Linked DNA regions of Mus musculus: region 2 is linked to region 1. The links are chromatin loops, found by intact Hi-C in ENCODE. Cell type or tissue: gastrocnemius. All regions are shown on one strand.

Region 1 (8,000 bases):
AAGTTCAGGGTTGGGCAAAAAGATCCTGTCTCAGTAAACAACCTGTGGCATCTATATGATGTACTTAAATGAGCACGCATGCACACTCCCTCCTCCCAAGGTGTAAGAACAAACAAGGACAAGAGTCTTTGGTAAAAGGCTTTTGGGTAACTGATGGGGAGAATAGACAAAAGCAGTAAGAAAAGATAGAGTGTGACCTAGCCAGGCTTCTAGAATGATGGTCTAGATCGGGAAGCAGCATTAGATAGCAGCAGAGTACTTGACTTGCCTTGTCTCCAGTTGTGCAAAGTATGGGAAAGTAAGCAGCCTTGATTTTAGAAGCACCACAGGGAAAGCAGTGTCAAAGAAGAGTTGTTTGTTTGTTTTTTTTTTTTTTTTTTTTTTTGGTTTTTCGAGACAGGGTTTCTCTTTATAGCTCTGGCTGTCCTGGAACTCACTTTGTAGACCAGGCTGGCCTCGAACTCAGAAATCCACCAGAAATCCACCTGCCTCTGCCTCCCGAGTGCTGGGATTAAAGGCGTGCGCCACCACGCCCGGCGAGAGTGAGGTTTTAATGAATGGGAAGTGAAAGAAGGAATGCTTTATAAAAAATGAAGGATTAGAAGAGATGGCTCAGGATCAATAGGTTTCAAGCAGCATGTTAACGTGCCCTAGGGGAAACTGTAAACATGCATGATAACACGGTGCGGTAAGGCTAGGGAGAAGCAGGCATATGGGCAGTATTGAAATACCTGTGAAATCGCCTTCTAACTTCATGCTACCTCCCAAAACTCAACTCTAGTCATATGTTCTTAGTTTGATTTTGGTAAACCTAGGATCTATAGCCCCTAGTTTGGAATGAAAAGGATTAAAGAGCAGCAGTGCCTTAGAAGGCTAAATAAAAATGCTGAGGAATGGGTTGGTGCTGATTTTTAAGGAAACAATATCTTCAAGAAAATCATTTAGCTCAACCTTTTCCTCCCTTGTATGTATGTAGAGATAGAGACAGCATATGTGTGTGCCCCTGAGGTTGATGTTGGGAATCATCTGCAACCACTTTCTACCTTACATTGAAGCAGGTCTCACATATGGCTAGCCAGTCTGTTCTAGGGACCCTATCTCTGCTTCCCATATGCTGGGATTACAGGTGGGTCACTGTGCCCATCTGGCTTTTTGTGGTTCTAAGATGGCAGACTGATGCTTGTTTGTGTGGAAGGTGTTTAACTTCTGAGCCATATTTATATATTTAGGGTACTGTGTGATAATTTGATAACTTTCCAGTGATCAAGTTAGCATTCCCATGTCGTTTTTTTTTTTTGTTTGTTTTTGTTTTTTGTTTTTTTTAAGACAGTTTCTCTGTGTAGCTCTGGCTGTCCTGGAACTTGCTCTGTAGATCAAGCTATCCTCAAATTTTCAGAAATCCACCTTCCTCAGACTCATGAGTGCTGGGTTGCACCACCACTGCCCAGCTTGTCAGTAATTTTTAAACTTAGCATTAGCTGCTATGTCCATTCTCACTAGAGGAATAGAACATAATTTGCATTTAACAAATGTGTGTAAGCCTTTAATCCTAGCACTTGGAAGTCAGAGGCAGGCAGATTCTCTGAGTTTGAGGCTAGACTGGGCTATTGTAAGTTCCAGGACAGCCAAGGCTACACAGAGAAACCCTGTCTTGGAGAAAAAAAAAAAAAAAAAAAAACAACAACAAAACAACATAACAAGTGTGTATATTCCATAAAATTCACAGGAAGTGTTTGTATAATTTGGATGACATGAATTCTAGTCTTTCTCACATCTAGATAGATGTTGACTTCCTTTACTGTAAAAGGAATGAAGTTAGATTAGATTTTTCTGCTTGATATTTTTCTTAATTACAATAAACATCTATTAAAAGCAGGTACTTATAATTGCTTTGGCTTGGTTGTTTGAAGTACTATCCTGTATTTCTTTTCTTTGAGAGTGGGGGAGACAAAAATCTTTGTTCTCATGTAACTTTGGCATGCACACACACACACAACACATGGTTTTGTTCAAGTAGCTTACAGGCTGTGGTCCAGGTAGTCCAACAATGGTTATCTCTTGAAAGAAAGGCCAAGGATCTGGTTATAAAACTGAAAGTCTTAGCCATCTCAATCTTTTGCAGCGTTCAGGTAATTCCTTCAGAGGTCTTGAGTCTATGTTGGAACCTCACAGAAGTACATTCTAATACCACCAGGGGTATTAGTGCCTTAGTAACGGGATAGATGAACTTGCCAGAGAGACTGAGGTTAAGGAAGCAAAAAGCAAAAGCTTTTTATGCAGGCTGGCCCAGATTTAGGGTGAATCTTTTTCCACCTTCAGATAATCCAGGTTTAAGGTGGGTCTTCCCATCTCAAATGATCAAATCAAGAAAATCCTCCACAGGTGTGCCCAACTACTTGGGTTTCTTCAGATTTATTTTATGTGTATGAGTGTTTGCTTGTATTGCTTCTATATATGCATCACATGAGTTCCTGGTGCCAGGGAGGTCAGGGTGTATTGACTCTCCTGGAGCTGGAGTTAAAGATGGTTGTGAGCTATCAAGTTGGTAGAGGTTTTTAACTTTCTTTTTGGTTTTTCGAGACAGGGCTGTATAGCCTGTATAGCCCTGGCTGTCCTGGAACTCACTTTGTAGACCAGGCTGGCCTGGAACTCAGAGATCCGCCTGCCTCTGCCTCCCAATTGCTGGGATTATAGGAGAGCGCCACCACGCCCAGCGGTTTTTAACTTTCTTTGTTAGGTTTATTCTAAGGGTTTTAGAATTTGAAACAGGTTCTCTCTGTGCAGCGGGGTGGGGAACCTGGAACCCTCCCTATGTAAATCAGATTGGCCATGAGTTTAATTCTTCCCGCCTCTATACCCTGAGTGCAAGATTAAATGCTCTTCACCACATTGTTTCTTGTTCAGTGTGCCCTTTGATGGTATGTAGACAGTCTACTGTATCTTTAATGCTAACTTTGAATCCTAACCATTTTGTAGAAGGTGTTTATCAGATTATCAGCCTTCTTGTGGAGTCTCGAGGGTCTCTGATGTATAGAATTGTAACACTTGAAAATAGGATTTTTTTTCTTAACTACTTCCTTTCTTATTTAAATGCCTTTTATTACCTTCCTGTGTGTTACTACCAAAGCCAGGATTTCAAGCATTTATTGGTCATTTGTGCTTTAGTTTTTATGAATTGCTTGTTTAACCTTTGTTCATTTTTCGATTTTGATGCTCTATGATCTTGTTTTTATGTGCAGGGTGCAAAGTCTTCTCTCTCTAAGATTTTTATGCACACATCAGTGGACAGTTTGACTTTTACAAAGGAAGCCGCTTTCTTTTTACTACTCTTAATTTTATTCTTACTTAGTTCCAATTTATTTATAATTGTCGCAGTTATTTTTATTCCCATCATATTCTGATCTAGCCTCCTGGTGCCAGGCAACCATTCAACTGTTGGATGATTGAGAATAGCTTTTGCTAGTTTCCCAGTGGTTGGTTAGGCAATCAAATGCAGATTTGGGTGTTGGTGCCATCTAGTGTGGGTAATGGTAAAACCATTTCTATGGAATATTTGATAAGTAACCATACTGAATAAATGTGGCTGGTCACAAAATTTCACACTTGTTATAAAACAAATTTATAAACTATTTTGAATTTTGACATTTTGTACAGAATTAAATACTTGAGCTATGCTATAAGCATTCTGAAATGACCCTGAAGATGTGTTTCTGTTAAGGTAAAAGGCCTAATGACTTAATTTTTAAATTGTAAGTTTAGAAATACTTTGGGTCTTTAACTCACTCACTCTCTCTCTCTCTCTCTCTCTCTCTCACATGCTTGTGCATTCGAGGTCATTGCATTCAAGGTCTCATATTTGATGAGGCATGTCAGTTTGACTTCACAAAGGAAAGCCTGTTTCATTTTTTAGTACTCTTTTATTTTTACTTTTAGTTCTGATTTATTTATAATTGTCTGGATTCTTGCAGAGTTATTTTTATTCCCATCATATTCTGATTTAACCTCCTGGTGCAAGAGAAACATTTTCAGTTTCTCTGGATTTTAATATTCATATATTGAAATTGCTATGTGATGTTGTTAAAAGAGTTTGAAAATGCTCAATTTTTTGTCATTTTGAATGTTATTTTTTAGATTTCAAATCCTATTCCATTTTTGAATATTGAGTTCACCATTGTTGAAGTACTGACTTTTAGTCCATAGAGGGCATTAGATTACAGCATATGGTAGGGTTTATGGTTGTTAATGTCTCTCAGCAGTAAAACATCTAGTTTTGTACCTCTGTGTGCTTAGAATTCTAAAATTAGTTTCAAGACTGCTGTGTAACTGTCACTGTTTCATATTAATAAAAGATTCGGGCTCTCCATTATTAATAGACGTCTAAATCGTAGCTTCCCAAAACAATATACAAGCAAAGTAAATGGCTGCTCTCTTCTCTTTTCTCTTTTCCTTCCTTTTCCTTTTCCTTTTTTTCTTTTCAATCTTTAAAGGCACAGGGAAATTTAAAAGGAAGGAAGGAAGGAAGGAAGGAAGGAAGGAAGGAAGGAAGGAAAAGGAAAGGGGAAGAAGGGGAAGAAGAGAAAGGGGAAGAAGGAGAGGAAGGGGAAGAAGGGGAAGGGAAAAGCAAAACAAACCAAAAATTTTGCTGGCATTAAAAGTAAAAGAAGTGGAAGGAGTTTGAGAGAGCAGGATGAGGTGAACACCAGGTGGGCTTACTAACTAGGTTGTTTTGTTTCTTTTTTGAAACAAACATAACTATATAATGTTAGCTGGCCTTGAACTCAGAGAATGCTACCTGACTGCTTTCCCAATGCTGGTTTAAAGGTCTGTACCATTCTGGGCTTTCACATCTGCTTTGAGACAGTTCTCTTGTGCTTAAAATCCTTCCAAATAGATACAAACTTTAAAAAAAAAAAAAATGCTCCCCAGGCAGTGGTGGCGCATGCCTGATTCCAGCACTTGGGAGGCAGAGGTAGGTGGATTTCTGAATTCGAGGTCAGCCTGGTTTACAGAGTTGAGTTCCAGGACAACCAGGGCTACACAGAAACCCTGTCTTGAAAAAACAAAACAAAACAACCCCAAAACTCACACATGCTACTTTATCAGAGATTTTTTTTATTAGCAACTTATTTAATTATATTTTTTCTTAGTTAACCATGCATTGTAAAAAAAAAAAAGTGTTTTGACTAAGGTAAGAGAGACATTGAAAGTAGGTAATTTTAGATCATCGTACTCTTTAGAAGTGAGTTGGAGACCTTGCAGGTCTTTGGTTTTATTTTTTTAGCATTATATTTACAAGTTTGATCTGTGACTCTTCCTTTGGCATTCTGTAAGGAGAAAATAGAATACTACACCAGATATTCAAAGCATCACGTTGCCAGTTGGTTTGCATGTGTATTATTTGAGGACTATTCTTGAGAGAATTTTATTCTTTAAAGGTTGGTATTTAAATTCATTTAGATGAAGTTTAATGAGAAAGTATGACCCATAAATTGTGTACTCATAAATTTTGCTCGTTGATTTTTCAGAGTAAAATATTTTTGCTTGGCTAACTTAAAAACTGCAGTTTTAAAACACTGAGAAAGAAGTGGGTAAAAATGTCAGCTGGTACCTATGAGTTAGCTAGTTTTCTCTATACTTACCATAAATTGTAATAACTAAAACTAAAGAATTGATTATCATTCTGCAAAAACTTAACTTAAGGCTTTTAATTTGCTTTCTTAAATAAAAGCTTACAGTATGAAAAGTACATTTAATATTCATATGAGTGGATTATTACACACACATTCTTGGCACCTTAAAATTAGCAGACAAGTGAAGTATTATAAATATGTGAGTTACATATATGCTGAATATGTTTACCTTAGAGAATATGTAACTTGAAGGTACTATTTACTGTCTTCTGGTGTTTTTGTTCTAGTGGAGCTCAGATTAGAACCCATGCCTTGAGCCTGTTAGGTATACACTTTACGAGTTAACTATACTCCCCGTCCTTGTCTGTCAGTTTGAAAGAGTTCATTTAAAAAATACTGTCCTGGAAGTATTCTGTATTCTTTGAACAGTTTTGGATGCTAAACCGTTATGTGAAGAGGTCACACAATTTCATCTTTGATGTAATATGGTGGTGACAGTGTTCTCAGAATAATTATATCATATAAGGTCTCAGCAAGTAAAGTTAGAAATACTTCAGAATTCTTTTAAAATTGCTTTTATTTATAATTGTGCAAGAGGGACTTAAAAATGAGTAATTGGCATTCTGAACACTTAAGGATTTTGCAAGGTTTTGCAGGCCCACATAAGTGAGCATATTTCAGGAAGATATCCCCATTTCAGTGTGGTTACAGCCATGAGATGCATGTACTTTTATGCATTGATTTTATATATATTACATCTTCAAATGCCATACGTATTTAAATATATTTTAGCTGATTAAATTGGCACTGTTCATTTCCTTTTCTGCTTAGGCAAATTTAGCATCAGGTAAAAATCAGTTGTAGAACATTAGAAAGACACACTGGAATGACTGAAAGTTTAATAAATTCTGAAAAAATGGGAAATTCTGGAACCATTTATTTTTATGGCTATTAAATTGTGCCATTTTCATGGGGTAAATGATATAGTTATTAGTACATGACCGTTTCTCTCCCAGCCAAAGATTTATTGCAATGGTAGGTAGTTGAGTATTTATTAAAAGATTGAATTGGAACAGGTAACAATTAATCTAGATTTGGAGGAATCTAGATTTTTAGAAATGTAAAGGAAAAAAAAACCTGATCATACCTTCCAGGATGCAAAATATGAGTTCTCTAAGCCTCAGTAAACCCAGAAAAAAAGGCAGTTCACAACCTTGAAATTGAAGTTATTAACCCATTTGGATTAGTCCATTTCTGTCTTGTGGGTTAACTGTTGATTTTAGAGTTTCAAGTAAAACTGAAACAGCAGCACAATTGAACTGTCCCTAATAAAGAAAAGTCAAGTCTGTGGGTGCAGACTTAGTTCTGTGTGTTTCAGGTATATTTAGCGGTTGGCTCTGTTAGAGAGTCTTTTCTTTTGGTAGCTGCCTCCTTCCCTGCAAAGGTAGCTCCATTTGGCATGATCAGCAAGCAAATGGCTAAGACAATGAGCAGATAGAAGGGAAAGCATTAATGTCTGGGTATTAGCAGCCTAGTTACAGATTGTACTGCGTCAGCTTGCTCCACACCCCAAAGACATCAGGTGACTCCAGTTGTTCAGCCGGGACTGCAGGCTTAGGTTGAGCAAACGGGTATCTCATGTCTCAGGGAGAATTTTGCAATTTACAGCTTTTCTGTTAGTATGCATAATTTGTAATTGCTGCTGGAGGGCAGATCGTGGCAAGAAATGGACGATCAGAAGAAACGTTGGAAGGACAAGGGTATGTCTTTTAATCTTTTACTCCTTTTTATGTAACCAGTAAGATTTCTGTGGGTAAGCTTTGTAGTTTAGATATACTCGGGATTGAAAGCGGAGCCTGTGATCATGTAATGCTTAAGATTAACATAAAACAGCTGCTTCTGGTGTTTTTTACAGTTGATTGTGTGCAGGAAAGATATCATATTCTTTTTCACTGGTGTTTGGTTTAGTAATTTTAGACGTGTCTGTTGTTTCTTTTCTAATCTTGCGCGTTGAAATTGGTATGGGATTAACATCTCATTTGTTGGTCACTTTGGTGTGAGGAATGTATAATAAACATTACATTCTTCTGTAGTCTGTGATGACATTTCATGATGACTTTAAATAAAGCTCAGCTGGTGTGCCTGAGATCTATCCCTAGGTTTGTAGGTAGCAGAATTGCATTGTATCTTTGAAAATCTAAAGTGAACATTTGAAGTTCTTACTTGAATGCATTTTAATTTTTATGTAACTTGAAACTATTCAGATGTATACAGAGTTTTAAATGTATCCCCAAATTTACTAACCTTTGTCCTTGTAATAACCAATTAATGATCTTGATCCCCGTCCTCCCCCTTGAAAACTCAGATTTT
Region 2 (8,000 bases), 510 kb after region 1:
CTTGTTTTTGTATGGCAAGGATGAAATGAGGGCTCTGTCCATGTTGAACAACTGTGTTTTCTACTAGCAAACACATCTCTTTAATTCAGAGTACATGCATCTCTATTCTTGGCAAACAGAAATGACTTGACTAAAAATAATCATGAATTCAGGATTCTTTTCAAAGAATCCAATCAGCAGACACAGAATAAATGTTTAGCTCCCTTGTTTCCTGAATACTTTCTTGTGGGTTTCTAGTTCATGTGAATCATGTCAAAAGTACTGACAAACTTACAATTTAATAATCAAGGCACCTATTATAATAGACTTTGTATCGTAAACTAGAATATAATTGGAATAACTACTTAACATCTACCTGGCATGGTTTTTCTCTAGAAAATGAAACTGAATGGGAATGATCAGTGGCAAACCTACTCATTAACAGCATTAAATATGGCCTTCCCACAGGACACTGCTACTTTTCAGATCTAAAGCCCTTGTAACAAGGTACTTACCAACCTCTCACCGAAAAGATCAGCTAATCTGCCACTGGCATTACGTATACAGCCAAGTTGGATATTTTATATAAATATAGTATGTTAAAACACTTGAAATTAAAGATGTGTTAGAATTAAAAAATCCTTACAAACTCTTAGCAGCTCTTTCTAAATTGCTGTAAACATTATTTACTGTGTTCTAAACTATGTTGGTCATTAAGTTCGGCAGCTCTCCAAAAGTAAATGTCTTATAAAAGGGTAAGCAAGCTCTCATAGGATATGTTAAAGCAGGGAGAGGTCAACTTCAAGCAAGACAGCTTAAAAGAGAAATGGTTGATGTTCAAGGGACTACAGAACATCTGGTGACAGGTGGGACATACAACATCAGGACACTTACCTGCCAGGGCCTTGATGCGGGAGCGCTCAAAGAGCCTTGCAGAGCTGTTCTCATTGTCCCAGTCATCCACATCCCAGCGGTTGTTCACATCACTGTACTGCTGCTGGATCTCAATGTTGTCATAGTCTGTGGCTACCGTGGTCGTCATCTTGACTGTCTCAGCTGCTTGTCCACATCAGTTACTTTTCAGAGTTCTGTGAGTAAAAAAGGAAAAGCACAGGTGTGTATACAAAGTGTACATCCTCTATACACCTGCTGGGGTGATAATAAGGAAAAACTAGGACAGTCACTGCTTGTCCAGATGTGCCTTCTAGAGCCAAGGCCAGTTCTGAACTTTGGCTCTGCTTCATAGCACATGTGTGACCTCGGTCATGCTACTTTAATGCTTTCCCCAAACCCGGAGGAGGGAGAAGACTGAAGGAAACACTGGGTGCCAAATTAATGTTCTTTCCTAAAGGAGTTTAAAGTGTCTGGGCAGTGATGGTGCACACCTTTAATCCCAGTACTCAGGAGGCAGAGGCAGGCTGATCTCTATGTGTCTGAGGCCAGCCTGGAGTACAAGACAGCTATGGCTACACAGAGAAACCATGTCTTGAAAAAAACCAAAACAGAGCAAAATGAACCAAAAAAGTTTAAGGTGAAGGTTTAATGTTTTATCAGGGCTGTATCAGCATCTACATGGATCTTTTTAAGTGAATTCCCTTAGTTTTATTGTCTATTACCGTTTAGTTTTTCCTTCATAAGCTACTATATAAGAAAAACTAACAAATCATTCTGTCTCTATGTCTCATTTACATATTAGAATTGATGCCTAAGGTTAAGATGGAAGCATATGGCAACAAAGATAGTATCCATGCATAGTAAATACTCAATAGGTATTATAATTATTTATACCATTGTTACTATAAATTCTAGGACCAATACCAATAGTAATGCCCACTCCTTTAAAGCCCTTGAGGATAATGGTGGGTTTTTTTTTTTTTAAGGAATAACTATGAAATAAGCTCTGGCTCACTAAAGTCTTCACTTTATCAATGTATTCTTGGAGGATCAAGAGAAATATGTTTAGTTTTAAATACAGTTTCTCCATTCAATACAGCTATTACTCACATGCAGAACCCAACCATATTGAGGAATTACTACATGATCAGCAGTGCTCTAGATTCCTGGGGAGAACAATAAATGACACAAGTGTTACATCCTCATAGAAGGGAGACCAAAAACACACACACACAAAAGCCAGAGAGTTTAAGGAAAATAAAATACAAACAGATGAATTTGAAACTGGCTATTTTAGACTGGTCAGAAATAAATACTCTGCTTAGTGTAGGTCTCGGTGTCTAAAAGGTACAGATCATGGCCAGATCAAGAAGAATGGCACACCAGACAAAGGTACACCAAGGTATGCTCAGTATAGTTGGAGTCAGGTGTGCAGAGGGAAAGGTAAGGAGAGACAAGGCTAGGGGAGCTAGACAGGGCTCCCCTGCATAGCTCATCAGACTTGGCTGATGATGACCTTTGAGTCAGCATCGGCCACTGGTGGATGTGATTCTAAAGGATAGTTCTTGGTGCCATGTGGAAACAGATTCTAGGAGGCTACTCCAACGATGGAAGTGGTTTGGCACTGGCAGTAGTAGACGTGAATGTGGTAGTAGTGTGCGTGGGTATGTGTCAGGCATGCTGACAGGACTTGGAGAAAGGCCTGGATGAAAGGCTTGGATTCAGACTCAATCTTGGAGAACCAGACCTAAGGCTGAACTCTGGTTAACTAACAGGCTGGTGTCTAGCACCAGTTTCCAAGTTACTCCCCAACAAAACTTATGTGTAGCACCAGTTGGTTATTCTCCAACAAATCCGCACTCCAGGTTACAAGCCTGCCCTTGATACGTCACTTCTAACAACCATAAATCAGGAGAAAAGAATGTTGTTTATGGTTTGACACCTAGCACTAGCCAATTATGTTAACGGACAGCAACAGCCCCCCAATCAGATGCTTGCCAGAATAGAAACCTCCACCCCTTGCTAGCCATTTCCTATAAAACCTTGCCCAGATGAAAGTTCAGGGCAGCTTCAGCAAACCGTCCTGTGGGTCAGTGGTGAGTAAGCCCAGGCAGTCTGCTCCTGGTTGGTCTTTTTGGGCTCTTGAATGCATCTTGGTACAATATGGCTAGTCCTATGGCATTTCTAAGGTTCTGTGGTTAATTCTATTGCTATGGTTAAGTTCCTGTATGTGTTCAATTTCACTACAGGGACTCAGGCTCAATCAGTTACACAAAGCTATCCAAGTAAGTTAACTGCAAATCTAAGAAGGGAATATGATGGAGATAGCTTCTGTCTCATTGGTAGAAAGATCACAAGGCAAATGGTGCTGGTTATTTCCTCTCCTTCTCTCTTCTCACATTAAGATTAAAAAACTAATAGTAAGAGCTTTGTACATGGATGCTCACTTGGCCCAACTGTCACTCAATGTGCACCAAGAATGTGCACAGGGGTCAGTCTGCATAGCTCATTACTAGCATCTGTATGCTAATAGAATAAGATCACCACCCAGCAATACAGGACTACAATAGGGTCTCCATGCTGAAATGAACCACCTGTGTCTTGACTGGCACCATCAGTGGCCCAAAACGTCCCCTGCCTCCTCTTTTACCATTATAGTTCTCTCACAAGCCATCAACATATCCTATGTGCTCTTGAGGAAATAGCACCACATCCACTGACAAATGATCCACAGCATCTGCTCTTGCATTCATTCACTACAGCATAAACATCACATTCCTTCCTGGAAGTGAAATTCCCCCCAGACAGATGCAATCAAGCCTAACAATACAAGTGTGTTGGTATACTCATTTAACAGTTATGCTAACAACATATTTACAGGTTTTTACAAAACCACAAATGAACAGCTAAAACCTATTGACTGAATGACCTTATAGTTAAGCAACTCTAACACAGGGATGGGCGCAAGACGTGGGAAGGACCAGCCATATAGTCACACTAGTAACCTTGGAGATGGTCAATTTTCACGACTACTGCAACATCGCAGCCTTTTATAAAATCTGTCTTGGAATATTTTATCTCTAGTAAAGAAAACCTTTACAATACTATTAACTCCTTGGAGTATAATCATTCAAAGTATAGAAAAGTTGATTTAATCCAACTCAAGGAGAAACCCAAACAGGGCAAACCCTTCACCAAGGAAGTTCTAGCTATTTGGTGCCATCTACTGACCAAGCTGGATAAGCTACACTGTGGCCCCAGAGCCCGTAGCACCTGCCTAGGTGCCTACTCCTTTGTTCTGGCTCCGGAGTCTCCTACTGAACCCCTTCCCTGCTCTCACAAGTGACTGAACCTCTTCACAAACCTGACCCATCACCAGGTACCAGCTGCCCTCCAGTTTCCCAATGAGTTATTCCTAGATCCATGAATCAAATAAGCTCTAGAGTTTCAGCATGGGCTGCTACATGTCATAACCATTAAGAAAGAAGTGAATTTCAGGCCGGGCATGGTGGCGCACACCTTTAATCCCAGCAACTCGGGAGGCAGAGGCAGGCGGATTTCTGAGTCCAAGGCCAGCCTGGTCTACAAAGTGAGTTCCAGGACAGCCAGGGCTACACAGAGAAACCCTGTCTCAAAAAACCATTTCTGAGTTCGAGGCCAGCCTAGTCTACAAAGTGAACTTCGGGATAGCCAGGGCTACATAGAGAAATCCTGTCTCAGAAAACAAAGCAAGACAAAAAATAAAGGAGAAATTACTGAATAGGACTTTGCTATTGATTACACTGAAGAGACAATAGGACGCCATGGAGATGAGAATCAGATGTCAGTCGGTGAATTCAAATTCCCAATTTTAAAAAATTGAATATTTTATTTATTTACATTTCAAGTGTTATCCCCTTTCCAGATTTCCCTCCCCCAGAAACATGTTATCTCATCCCCCCTCCTCCTGCATCTATGAAGGTGTACCCCTACCCACCTACCCACTCCCACCTCTCCACCCTAGCATTCCCCTACTCTGGGGCAAGGAGCCTTCAGGGAACCAAGGGCCTCTTCTCCCATTGATGCCCAACAGGGCCATTCTCTGCTACATATATGGCTGGAGCCATGGGTCCCTCCAAGTGTACTCCTTGGTTGATGGTTTACACCCTAGGAGCTCTGGTTGGTTGATATTGTTGTTCTTCCTTTGGAGTTGCAAACCCCTTCAGCTCCTTCAGTCCTTTCTCTAACTCCTCCATTGGTGATCCCGTGATCAGTTCAATGCAAAACCACAAATTTTAATAAATGACCTTCACTTTTCTTCTGAGGTACAACCCTCATTAGCTATCCACATCAGAGGTATACCTAAAACTCGAGGATCTTAAATAAATGAGGATGTGGACTGGCCCTTATTAAGGTATAATTACAGCCTAGCTCAGCATCTTGTCTGGCCATTTCTCCCAGCACATATATTTGAAATGGGAGGTCTTATCTGTCCTGAAGGACTGAACATTCATCGTGGATGTATGCTAATGTAATCTATGTAAGCATCTAGTGTAAGCACAAAAACACAGACAGTACATGTATGATATTGAAATATGGCAGGTAATGCAATAATGGAAGCCATGTCTATAAGACTACAGAATGGGGGATAGGAATGACAAATAGCTAAGGAGAAAACTTCCATGTGCTCTTGAAAGAAAGCCTGAGAAGACAGGAAGGTGAGGAACATACTGCTTCCTGTCAAAAAATTAGAATTTCATACAACAGTCTGTGATGTAGAAACCAACAGAGGGCTGCTCCTCCCTACACTGTCTGCTACGGAGGACAACTGAAGGGTTGACCATCCTCTGCCTACAATATCCTAATGAAAGCAACTGCAAAAACCTTCATTCCCAATGTTCAGAGATCACTTTCCTACCAGATACAAAGGGCCACTGGGAATTGGCATATGCATATTACTTGAAACAAATCTTGTTTTTTTTTTTTTTTTTAAGGTAAGCAAATTCAGCCAGGTTCTATAAGGAGTGAAATTACCCTTAAAAAGATGCCAGCAAGAAACCCAGTGGCTTAGTCACTTCTATATTAAAACATTCAGCCAGTCTTGTCATCATAGCTTAAGGACTTATTGAGGTTGGGAAAATGGTCCAGCAATTACAGGAAGTTTCTGGTCCTGAACCTTAGGTTCAGTTCCTAGCACTAACATCAGCAGTCCACAACTGTCTGAAACACAGTTCTAGGGAATTCAACTTCCTCTTCTGATTTCCACAAACACTACACACATAGGCACACCCACAGAACTAAAATTAAAAATTTAAAAGCACTTAAAAACCACAAGCATAGCCACAAGCAAAGCTCTATAAAAATACAGGAGGAGAGAATGGGATCCCTCCCCTCTGTCCTTCCTCTATGTCACAGAGAACAAAAGAAGGAACAATGAAATGATACGCACATTTAGTATTTGAGTTTCTTCAATAAAAATCTTGATATTAAGTATGAGTTAAGTTCATTTGCTATTTCTGTTATTCATTTTCTCTGCCTATATATGTGATAAGTATATACATTTTAAATATAATCTTGCTAAGTCCTAATCTTTTTTTTTTTTTAAATCAGCTGTTTTGAAAGTAAACAAGCTGGGCATGGTGGCACACGCCTTTAATCCCAGCACTTGGGAGGCAGATGCAGGTGGATTTCTGAGTTCGAGGCCAGCCTGGTCTACAGAGTGAGTTCCAGGACAGCCAGAGCTACACAGAGAAACCCTGTCTCGAAAAAAACAAAAAACTAAAAACAAAACAAAACAAAAAAAGAAAAAAGAAAAGAAAACAATAAGACAAGGAAGAGTTAGCTTCTCTGATCTGTCATTCATCAGCCTTGAAAGTCACTGAATTCGAACCAGACTAACTTTTTTAAAGTGCATAGCTATGATAATATACACAACAGTTAAAAGGCTATCTTTGTTTCTGCTCCACTTACAATGAGTAATTAAAACTGAAATCATTAACTCAGAACAGGCCTAGCATCATGGTTCACAGACAATGTAGTGTTTCTGACCATTATAGTATTTTCTGCCTTACATATACTTTCAAACAGTTTTAAATAACATCAGAATATAGTGCCAATGCCAAAATGCCAGCCCTGCACTTCAGCAAGTTAGGCATTTAAGTGCTTTATTTGTTCTGAAGCTTGGTGAGCCAGAGCTGTGCTTTCCTGAACAGCAGAGTAACACTATTCAACAGCGTGGACTCTGTTTGGGAGCTTGTTCTTCTGGAGCAAATTCATCAAGTAAAATGCACACCTCAATTTTCTGGAATAAATATCAAATGAAAGCATGCGAAACTGCCACAAACAACAACCGTGTATCAAATGTCCCTGACACACACAGAGGTCCGGGATCCTACCTGTTCTAGACATTGTCATAGAACCACTACCCCCACCATAGCAAGTGCTCACAAACAATCTCAGATGAAATGACAGGTGGAAGACTGTCGCCACCCAGCTTCTAAGTATAAAACACAAAAATACTATTTCTGCCCAAGGCATATGAATCCTGGACCCCAGTATGAACTGCTATTGTGTAAGGGGACAGCCTGTCCTTTATGCAGATTCATTTAGCAAAGAATGAATTTTTATGAGAAATTTATTTTCACCCGGCTCAAAGTAGGGTGGGCTATTCTTAGGTAGAACTAAAGAAATACTAATTTTACTTGATTTGCCTATAATATTTATTACAAATATATACTTTATTGTAAATAAGATTATTTCCCCTTTACAAAATGACTTAAGTTCTAGGTACAATTGGCTGCCCAAATGTTCAGGTTTAAACTGTATTCACTTTGTTCAAGGGCCACTCATACAACCTACTGCTGAGCGGAGCACTTTCTCAGCCTCCCCCTCTGTGTGCTAGCTGAGTGTTTTCCAAGTTGAGGTAGAAATCTGTAGTCTTGTAAATTAACAAAAAAAATTACATGGAAGCTGGCCTATGACACTCAAAAGAGAGAACATGACAATCCCAGAAAAAACATTTAAGCACAAACAAACTTCTGTTTCTACAATTGCTTAAACATGATCACAATCTAAAAGAATTGTTCAACAAAAACCAATATATGCAGTATGGGATACAATCAAATTCTGTACATAACTGTTTAAAAGTC

Evidence for each region. Peaks named below come from ENCODE experiments on the same cell type or tissue, not always from the same donor. Only the 100,000 strongest peaks of a DNase experiment are listed, where the experiment ranks them.
Region 2: a loop joins it to region 1, with 6 times the contacts of the local background. A loop is called at or near these places in 5 of 42 quality-filtered maps.

What each region holds. Positions count from the first base shown.
Region 1 is chr11:29,711,493-29,719,492 of GRCm38, forward strand. The region is part of intron 3 of Rtn4 (reticulon 4); the gene reads left to right. Among named protein-coding and RNA genes, the nearest start is that of Rtn4, 23 kb to the left of the region's middle. In gastrocnemius, CTCF peaks have their summits at 3,512 (motif pointing left) and 4,201; a DNase peak (open chromatin) is centred at 3,481; H3K4me3 peaks cover 1,271 bases; H3K27ac peaks cover 2,945 bases.
Region 2 is chr11:30,218,706-30,226,705 of GRCm38, forward strand. It overlaps Sptbn1 (spectrin beta, non-erythrocytic 1), which reads right to left and starts at 1,067. Exons shown (of 35, transcript NM_175836.2): 1 at 874-1,067. The coding sequence starts at 1,021. It overlaps Gm51887 (a long non-coding RNA gene), which reads left to right and starts at 2,912. Exons shown (of 3, transcript XR_003949652.1): 1 at 2,912-2,969. In gastrocnemius, a CTCF peak has its summit at 4,107 (motif pointing left); no DNase peak of the experiment used is centred here.